2 separate regions of the Homo sapiens genome follow, and region 1 is linked to region 2. The links are chromatin loops, found by intact Hi-C in ENCODE. Cell type or tissue: gastrocnemius medialis. All regions are shown on one strand. Each heading gives the region's core, and the rest is flanking DNA. Links, peaks and the distances in the headings are about the cores only.

What was found. Peaks named below come from ENCODE experiments on the same cell type or tissue, not always from the same donor. Only the 100,000 strongest peaks of a DNase experiment are listed, where the experiment ranks them.
Region 1: it touches region 2 in a loop (3-fold over the local background); 22 of 110 quality-filtered maps call a loop at or near these places.

The regions. Positions count from the first base shown.
Region 1 is chr10:34,949,111-34,953,509 of GRCh38, forward strand. No RefSeq gene overlaps it. Among named protein-coding and RNA genes, the nearest start is that of LINC02635, 22 kb to the right of the region's middle. In gastrocnemius medialis, for the core only: no CTCF peak of the experiment used is centred there; a DNase peak (open chromatin) is centred at 2,617.
Region 2 is chr10:34,721,876-34,726,274 of GRCh38, forward strand. All of the region lies in intron 1 of PARD3 (par-3 family cell polarity regulator), which reads right to left. Among named protein-coding and RNA genes, the nearest start is that of PARD3, 91 kb to the right of the region's middle. In gastrocnemius medialis, for the core only: a CTCF peak has its summit at 2,110 (motif pointing right); no DNase peak of the experiment used is centred there; H3K27ac peaks cover 308 bases.

The sequences.
Region 1 (4,399 bases), core at 207-4,206, 230 kb after region 2:
GATTCTGGATCTACTCCAAAGGTTGAGCCAAAAGCACTTCCTGGTGGATTTGGATGTAGGATGTCTTTATCTCACAATAAAGGAAGGAGTTAAGAATGATTCCAGCCGGGCTCAGTGGCTCACGCCTGTAATGCCAGCACTTTGGGAGGCCTAGGCGGGTGGATCACAAGGTCAGGAGATCGTGACCATCCTGGCTAACACAGTGAAACCCCATCTCTACTAAAAATACAAAAAAAATTAGCCGGGTGTAGTGGCGGGTGCCTGTAGTCCCAGCTACTTGGGAGGCTGAGGCAGGAGAATGGCGTGAACCCAGAAGGCGGAGCTTGCAGTGAGCAGAGATTGTGCCACTGCACTCCAGCCTGGGTGACAACCATCTCAAAAAAAAAAAAATGATTCCAAGGCCGGGCGTGGTGGCTCACGCCTGTAATCCCAGCACTTTGGGAGGCCGACGTGTTTGAGACCAACCTGACCAACATGGAGAAACCCCATCTCTGCTAAAAATACAAATATTAGCAGAGCACGGTGGCAGGTGCCTGTAATCCCAGCTACTCAGGAGGCTGAGACATGAGAATAGCCGGGCGTGGTGGCAGGCGCCTGTAATCCCAGCTACTCAGGAGGCTGAGATATGAGAACAGCTTGAACCCGGGAGGCAGAGGTTGCAGTGAGATGAGATCACACCATTGCACTCCAGCCTGGGCAACAGAATGAGACTCTGCCTCAAAAAAAAAAAAGAATGATTCCAAAGTTTTTTACCTGAGCAAGTGGAAAAATGGAATTGCCATTAATTTAGATGACCAAGAGTGTCCGAATTTTTTCATGTAGCATTGACTATGTTTGTTTGTTTGCTTGTTTGTTGGAGACAGGGTCTTGCTCTGTTGCCCAGGCTGGAGTGCAGTTGTGTAATAATGGCTCACTGTAGCCTCCACCTCCTGGGCTCAAACGATCCTCCCACCTCAGCCTCCCAAGTAGCCGGAACTACAGGCACACACCACCATGCCCAGCTAATTCTTTTATTTTTTAGTAGAGGCAAGGTCTTGTTATAGTGCCCGGGCTGGTCTCAAACTCTTGGTCTTAAGTGATCTGCCTGCCTCAGCCTCTCAAAATGCTGGGATTACAGGCATGAACCACTGCGCCTGGCAACATCATTTCTGAAAAAGTAATTTTCAGAAATTTTCCTTTCCTTTCATTCATATCTGATAATGGAAGCTAATAATGAGGAAGAATAAAACATTACATTAAGAATATTCTCCAGTGTTTGAAGCTACACACGGTTTCAACCATATGCATCTTTTAATCTGATTTTTTAAATGTATCCTATTTCCAAAATGAAAATAGACGTTTGCTTTTCATGACAACTGCAGAAAATGAAGTAAAATCTAAATCCCAGACCTTTCATTTAGTAATTGTCTGTCAGTATAAAGGCAGAAAGACAGTAATTTTCTATCTTGTATATTATATCTTGGGGAATGACAGTTCTTTTTTATTCAGATCTAACTTCACATGGCAATAATACTGAAATACATTAAAAGCACACAGTCAGATATGATCTATTCAAAGAGGAAAGAAATACTTTTCTGAAGTGTTTTTTTATTCAAAAGACTATAGTCTTATTTTTTGAGAGTAAAATATAACATAATAAGGCCGGTGCTGTGGCTCACACCTGTAATTCCAGCACTTTGGGAGGCTGAGCCTGGAGGATCACCCGAAGTCAGGAGTTCGAGACCAGCCTGGCCAACATGGTGAAACCCCTGTCTCTACTGAAAATACAAAAAATTAGCCAGGCATGGTGACAGACATCTGTAATCCCAGCTACTCAGGAGGCTTAGGCAGGAGAATCACTTGAACCAGGGAGGCGGAGGTTGCAGTGAGCCGAGATCATGCCACTGCACTCCAGCCTGGGTGACAGAGCGAGACGCTGTCTCAAAAAAAACCAAAAACATAATAGGACAATTCTTCAAATGATAAAGTGAACCTTTATGTACTTATACAGCTTTAGCTATGATTTTCACAAATACAAATAAACTATGCCAAATTCTAAGAGTCTGTGTGGATTTATGTGTTGGTTATCTACAGCTGAATCATTATTTAATTAATTAATTTATTTGCTTCTGCCCCTTCCCCAGCTGATTATCATTATTATTAATTTGCCAAATGATTTTCACCTATGGATCGGAAAATTGTATTTATTACTGTCAGAGGCGTTTGAACCAGAGCAACTCCATCTTGAGCAGGGGCTGGGTAAAATAAGGCTGAGACCTATTTTAGGAACTGCATTCTCAGGAGGGTAGGCATTCTAAGTCACAACATGAGATAGGTCAGCACAAGATACGGGTCACAAAGACCTTGCTATAAAACAGGCTGTGGTAAAGAAGCCGGCCAAAACCCACCAAAACCAAGAGGGCAACGAAAGTGACCTCTGGTTGTCCTCACTGCTCAGTATATGCTAATTATAATGCATTGGCATGCTAAAAAGACACTCCCACCAGTGCCACGACAGTTTACAAATGCCATGGCAATGTCAGGAAGTTACCTTATATGGTCTAAAAAGGGGAGGAACCCTCAGTTCCGGGAATTGCCCACCCCTTTCCTGGAAAACTCATGAATAATCCACCACTTGTTTAGCATATGATCAAGAAATGACTATAAAAATAGGCAACCAGCTGGGATCGGTGGCTTACCACGCTGTAATCCCAGCACTCTGGGAGGCCAAGGCGGGCAGATCAACCAGCTGGGCGTGGTGGCTTACTGTGCTGTAATCACAGCACTTTGGGAGGCTGAGGCGGGCAGATCACTTGAGGTCAGGAGTTCAAGACCAGCCTGGCCAACATGGTGAAACCCCATCTCTACTAAAAATACAAAATTTAGCCAGGTGTGGTGGTGGGCGCCTGTAATCCCAGCTACTTGGGAGACTGAGACAGGAGAATCACTTGAACTTGGGAGGTTGCAGTGAGCTGAGATTGTGCCACTGCACTCCAGCCTGGGCAAAAGAGCGAGACTCCATCTCAAAAAAAAAAAAAAAAAAAACGGCAACCAGCAGCCCTTGGTGCTGCTCTGCCTATGGAGTAGCCATTCTTTTATTCCTTTACGTTCTTAATACACTTGCTTTCACTTTACTCTATGGACTTGCCCTGAGTTCTTTCTTGTGCTGGATCCAGGAACCCTCGCTTGGGGTCTGGATTGGGACCCCTTTCCGGTAACATTACCATTATACACATTATGTGTGAATTTCATGCATGAGTCACATTAATTATTGGTATAATATGCGTTTTTACTTTTAATTTTTGTTGATTTTTAATTGATTTTTATTTTTTTGAGGCAGGGTCTTGCTCCAACGCCCAGGCTAGAATGCAGTGGTGTGATCCTAGCTCACTGCAGCCTTGATCTCCGGGGCTCAAGTGATTCTCCTACTTCAGCCTCCCCAGTAGATGGGACTACAGGCACACACCACCACATCCAGCTACTTAAATTTTTTTTTTCTTTTAATAGGACAGGGTCTTGCTCTTGCCCAGACTGGCCTCAAATTCCTGGGCTCAAGCAATCCTCCTGCCTTGGCCTCCCAAAGTGCTGGAATTACAGATTTGTTGAGCCAATGTGCCCAGCCTAATACGCAGTTTTATGTTTCAACTTTAATTCACTCATTAAACGCTAAGTATGCCCTTTGGACTAGATTTCTGGGGACAAATACCCAAAACCTCATTAATTATATCCCTTGCTAACTTTTTCTAGCTGGTCTTATCAGTCATTTGAGTACTTCCTCCACCCTTAGCCATTTGCTCAGTCCTGAGACCCCTGAGCCATCCTGTCCACCACGACATCAAAAGCACAAGGACAATGCCTGATTTAGCCCTGCACATGGAAATAGACTAGGTGCGCGCAGTGCTGAGCAGGGTGATCCCGGAGGCAAGAGGAGGGAAGAGCATTCTCAGTTAAGTAGAGGCCTTCCTGAACCTCTCCAAATTTTATTTCCACTAGAAGTATCTAGAAGTATTTTCTCTCGGTTTTTGTCTTATGTTTATCTATCTTTTTTTTGAGACAGAGTTTCGTTCTTGTTCCAGCTAAGGCTGGAGTGCAGTGGCACAATCTCGGCTCCCTGCAAACTCCGCCTCCCAGGTTCAAGAGATTCTCCTGCCTCAGCTTCCTGAGCGGCTGGGATTACAGGCATGCGCCACCACACCGGGCTAATTTTTTGTTTTTTTTTTAGTAGAGATGGGGGTCTCACCACGTTGGCCAGGCTGGTCTTGAGCTCCTGACCTCAGGTCATTTGTCCACCTCGGCCTACCAAAGTGCTGGGATTACAAGTGTGAGCCACCGCATCTGGACTATGTTTATTTTTTTTAAAACCAAGTTTGCTCTTAGATATTCAATTTCCATGGTATTGGTTTAAAATAATTATCAGACA
Region 2 (4,399 bases), core at 130-4,129:
GCTTTAATATTGTCTAAACAGGCTGGGTGCAGTGGCTCACGCCTGTAATCCTAGAGCTTTGGGAGGCCAAACCAGGCAGATCGCTTGAGTCCAGGAGTTCAAGACCAGCCTGGGCAACATGGTGAGATCCCATCTCTAAAAAAATATAATAATAAAAAACACAAAAATTAGCCAGGCATGGCGCCACGTGCCTGTAGTCCCAGCTACTCCAGAGGCTAAGGTAGGAGGACCACCTGAGCCCAGGGAGTTCAAGGCTGCAGTGAGACATGATGGTGCCACTGCACTCCAGCCTTGTGATAAAGTGAGATCCTGTCTCAAAATATATATTTTTGAGACATATATTTATATATTTTTATATATATACTGTTGTTTTATGTATATATATAGACTGTTTATCTATGTATATATAGATTGTCTAAACAGTAACAAATAAGATTTGCCCGTCACCACACTGTCATTCACTCTTGCTATCTCCAGTGGTTATCGCCTGTACAGAAATCAAATTATAGTTTACCTAGTCCAAGTTTTAATAATAAACTGGCTCAATGCTTCTGCACAAGGTCACTATAAACTATAATCATAGAAAACATCCATGTATGTGTTTTGAGAAATGAGGACTGAAGAACCAGCCTGGCCACTTAATCTCCTGTGACAGCAGGGTAAGATCAGGCTTGATGTTCAGCACGGTACTCCCTGGGGATGTTCCGTCTCACTCTCCAGGGCAGGACACTTTGGGCCTCACACTTCCTGCGCACACTTGCCCCACAATCTTCTTGCCTATGCTCCGAAAGCTGTTGACAGCCTTCATCTCAAAAACATTTAACTTCATATATTTTGCCTCAGCATTTAGAATATCACAAAGCATTTTGTAAGCCACCTTTCAAAACACAGTATCTTCTTTAGAAAGTGAGGCAGAAGGCAGGATATTAGTTTAATATTCCTTTTTGACAAATACATATATTGAACATGATGAAATATTTACCAGTGTAACTATCTGATATCTAAGATTTATTTCAAAATGATGGAATGGAAATAGTGCGAGGGTACAGAAGAAACAAGATTGGCCAAAAATGTGAATTGCTGAAGTTGGGTGACAGGTACATGGAGGTATGTTATTCTCTTAACAATTGTAGTATATTTGAAATTTTCCCTAATGAAAGCATATTTTTACAAAAATATATATATTGGCCAGGCACGGTGGCTTACACCTATAATTCCAGCACTTTGGGAGGCTGAGGTGGGAGATCACCTGAGCTCAGGAGTTCAAGACCAGCCTGGCCAACACGGCAAGAACCCTGTCTCTACTAAAAATATAAAAATTAGCCAAGCATGGTGGCACATGCCTGTAATCCCAGCTACTTGGGAGGCTGCGGCAGGAGAACCTAGGAGGCCTGGGCAACAGAGCGAGGCTCTGTCTGGGGGACAAAAAAGAAATCATATATTGACTTGAAAGGTTAGAGGATGCCTTTGATTTACATGTATCCAGTAAAATCATACGAGAAAAAGGCCACCAATGATGGCTGAAACAGCCAGAGAGACACACAGAAGCAAAGTCACTATGTTTATTATGCATTTCTGATTGCTTTTTTCCTTAAAGAAGCATAGTGCCTTTGACTTCTGTTTCTGACTCCCCAAATTTTAAGGTCACCTCTGATAAGATCATAAACTTCTTTGAGCTCATATCACCAATTATTTCAAACTCTGTTTGAAAAACCAAAATGTATTAGATATCAATCAGATCATAGTAATTAATCTCAGCTTTATGATGTCAGAAGACTTTTAAACTTCCCATTTTCCACAGCTTGTTCCCCGCCTAGGGAAAAAGCTCAATCACTTCATAAATCTGGCATCATTCTAGTACACTGTGTTTTAAAATATGCTCAAGTATTGATCACGGCGATGCAGCGGAGGAACTGCAGGCTTGAGCACACCGCAGGGATGCAGGACCAGGGATGGGGGCACTTCTTTAGGGGACATCTGTAATCGCACTCTGGGCTCACAGTGGAAGGGTGCCGCAGGCTGGGAGCTGGGCTCCTTTCACTTTCCAGTTTGAGTTCTCGTCTACACTTCACTGGTGGATCTGTTACTGATATTAAAACCCAAAGCCACCAGCAGAGAGCACTCAACGAGCACAAGCTTGGTAATTCCTGTTCACTGCAGAGGGAAACAGGAGTGCACATCATTAAAGCAAGAACACATTCTTAATGGAAACTTCGTATGGAGCACAGGGACAGTATATACATAATCCAAAATTCAAATAAACTCAGTGTTCGTGAGAAAATAAGCATGTAATCCTGAAGATTCTATGAAATGCATCCCATATTGTTTAATTATTTATCTCTCAGGGTATTTTTTTTTAAGTCAATGCAGTATGGTTGGAAACTGCATTGTGATCTATGGCTTTCTCCATGCAACTAAAATAGCCTTGCAAGTCATGCCCATTTTTAAAAGCTTATACAAGCACCTACCCTCTTGCAGTGGTGAAGATAGCACTGTAATTTCCCTTCAGTTCTCTTACATAACTAAAGAGTTTTTTGTTTTGTTTATAAGCTCATACATTGGCTAGAAAAAATTATAAACTTGCTGGTAAATTTCTAAACTTGCTAGTAAAAAAATTAAGTTATATATAAGAGGCTGCCCTGTTCTAATCCCAATCAAGTATTTAAAATAATTTTACTATGATCACAGTAAACATAGCACATAGAACTAAAGGAAATACTATAGTGAATATATATAAGCTAAACTGGCTAGTTGTCATTAAACCCAGTAACTAGAAAACTGACCACAAAATATTTTTGTTTTTACTGTTATGTTATATTATTAACTCAGGACAAAGGCAGGGGTGTAGAGGTGAAGAAGAGCTCTGGGGATAGGTCAAGTCAGCTGGGCTGTGCTACCACGGGCAGCAGCAGTCTGCAGGAGAGCCCTGAACATCAGTCTACTGGATGCTGTAGCCCAAGTGACAACAACGTAACTGCGGAGCAAATGCTGGAGCAGTAGAAATGCTAGAGCTTCTAAAATCCGCTCAGTGAGCTGATTAGTTACAAATATGAAGGAAGCATCAGCTCATTCAGTACAAGCAATGGAGCCTAGGAATTAACAGTGAAGACTGGACATAGCTGGAGCAAATGACTTAACCTCTCTCTGCCCGTTTCCCTCATCTGAGAAATGTGAGTAACAAGAGTCCCTTACTCATAGAATTGTTAAAAGGATTGAATGAGTCAAAACTTTGTGTGTGTGTGTGTGTGTGTGTGTGTGTGTGTGTGTGTGTGTGTGACAGAGAGAGAGAGAGAGAGAGACGGAGTCTCACTCTGTCGCCCAGGCTGGAGTGCAGTGGCGTGATCTCAGCTCACTGCATGCTCCAACTCCCAGGTTCAAGCGATTCTCCTGCCTCAGCCTCCTGAGTAGCTGGGGTTACAGATGCCTGCCACTACGCCTGGCTAATTTTTGTATTTTTAGTAGAGATGGGGTTTCACCATGTTGGACCAAGGTGGTCTTGAACTCCTGGCCTCTAGGTGATCCACCTGTCTCGGCCTCCCAAAGTGCTAAGATTCCAGGTGTGAGCCACCACGCCCAGCCCAGTCAAAACTTTTCAAGCTCTCCGAATAGCTCAAGGCATTCAGTCACTGCTAAGTATTCGTTGCCATTCTGATAAGCCAGGATTTTCACAACAGTCCCTACTTCCTCAACTGTGAGGAGTAGTGTTATTCATCGTAAAAATCTACCCTTGGGGGGGCACAATATCTAGTGTCAATCTATCTCAAAAGGGAATGAGGGAATACATGGTGGTTCTCAATCCTGGCTGTATCAGAAACACCTGCGAGCTTTACTAACTACACAACACTCCAACCAAGAACAAGTGAATTAGAAAGAAACTCAGATGACACAATGTCCAGCCAGCTTGGGTAGCTAACACCAGGACTGCAACTGAACAACAAAAGTTACTTTGCAAAAAGGCAGATACTTTACTACACCTAAAACATTATTTGCTTGCTGTGGACTAGTTCTACTGTCTTGAGTGAATGCGTTTGTGTGTTGTTGTTTTTTTAATCCCACGTTCTCAGTCATGTAACAGATAACTGCAGTATCTAAGCATACATGTCTTTAGAATGCCATTTGGTTAAAGTTCTTTCCAGACTTAAGGGAGTGTAAAGGTAATCAATTAGCACCACAAGGATTTCTGCCTAACATGTCTTTTAACCATCAACAGATGCCATATAACTTCCTAAAGCTCTTGGCTATAACTACTTTTATACTTAGAACAAATCGAGTTCATGTTTTACTAAAACAAAAGCTTTGGCCAGGCACGATGGCTCATGCCTGTAACCCCAGCACTTTGGGAGGTGGGTGAATCACCTAAGTTAAGGAGTTCAAGACCAGCGTGGTCAACATGATGAAA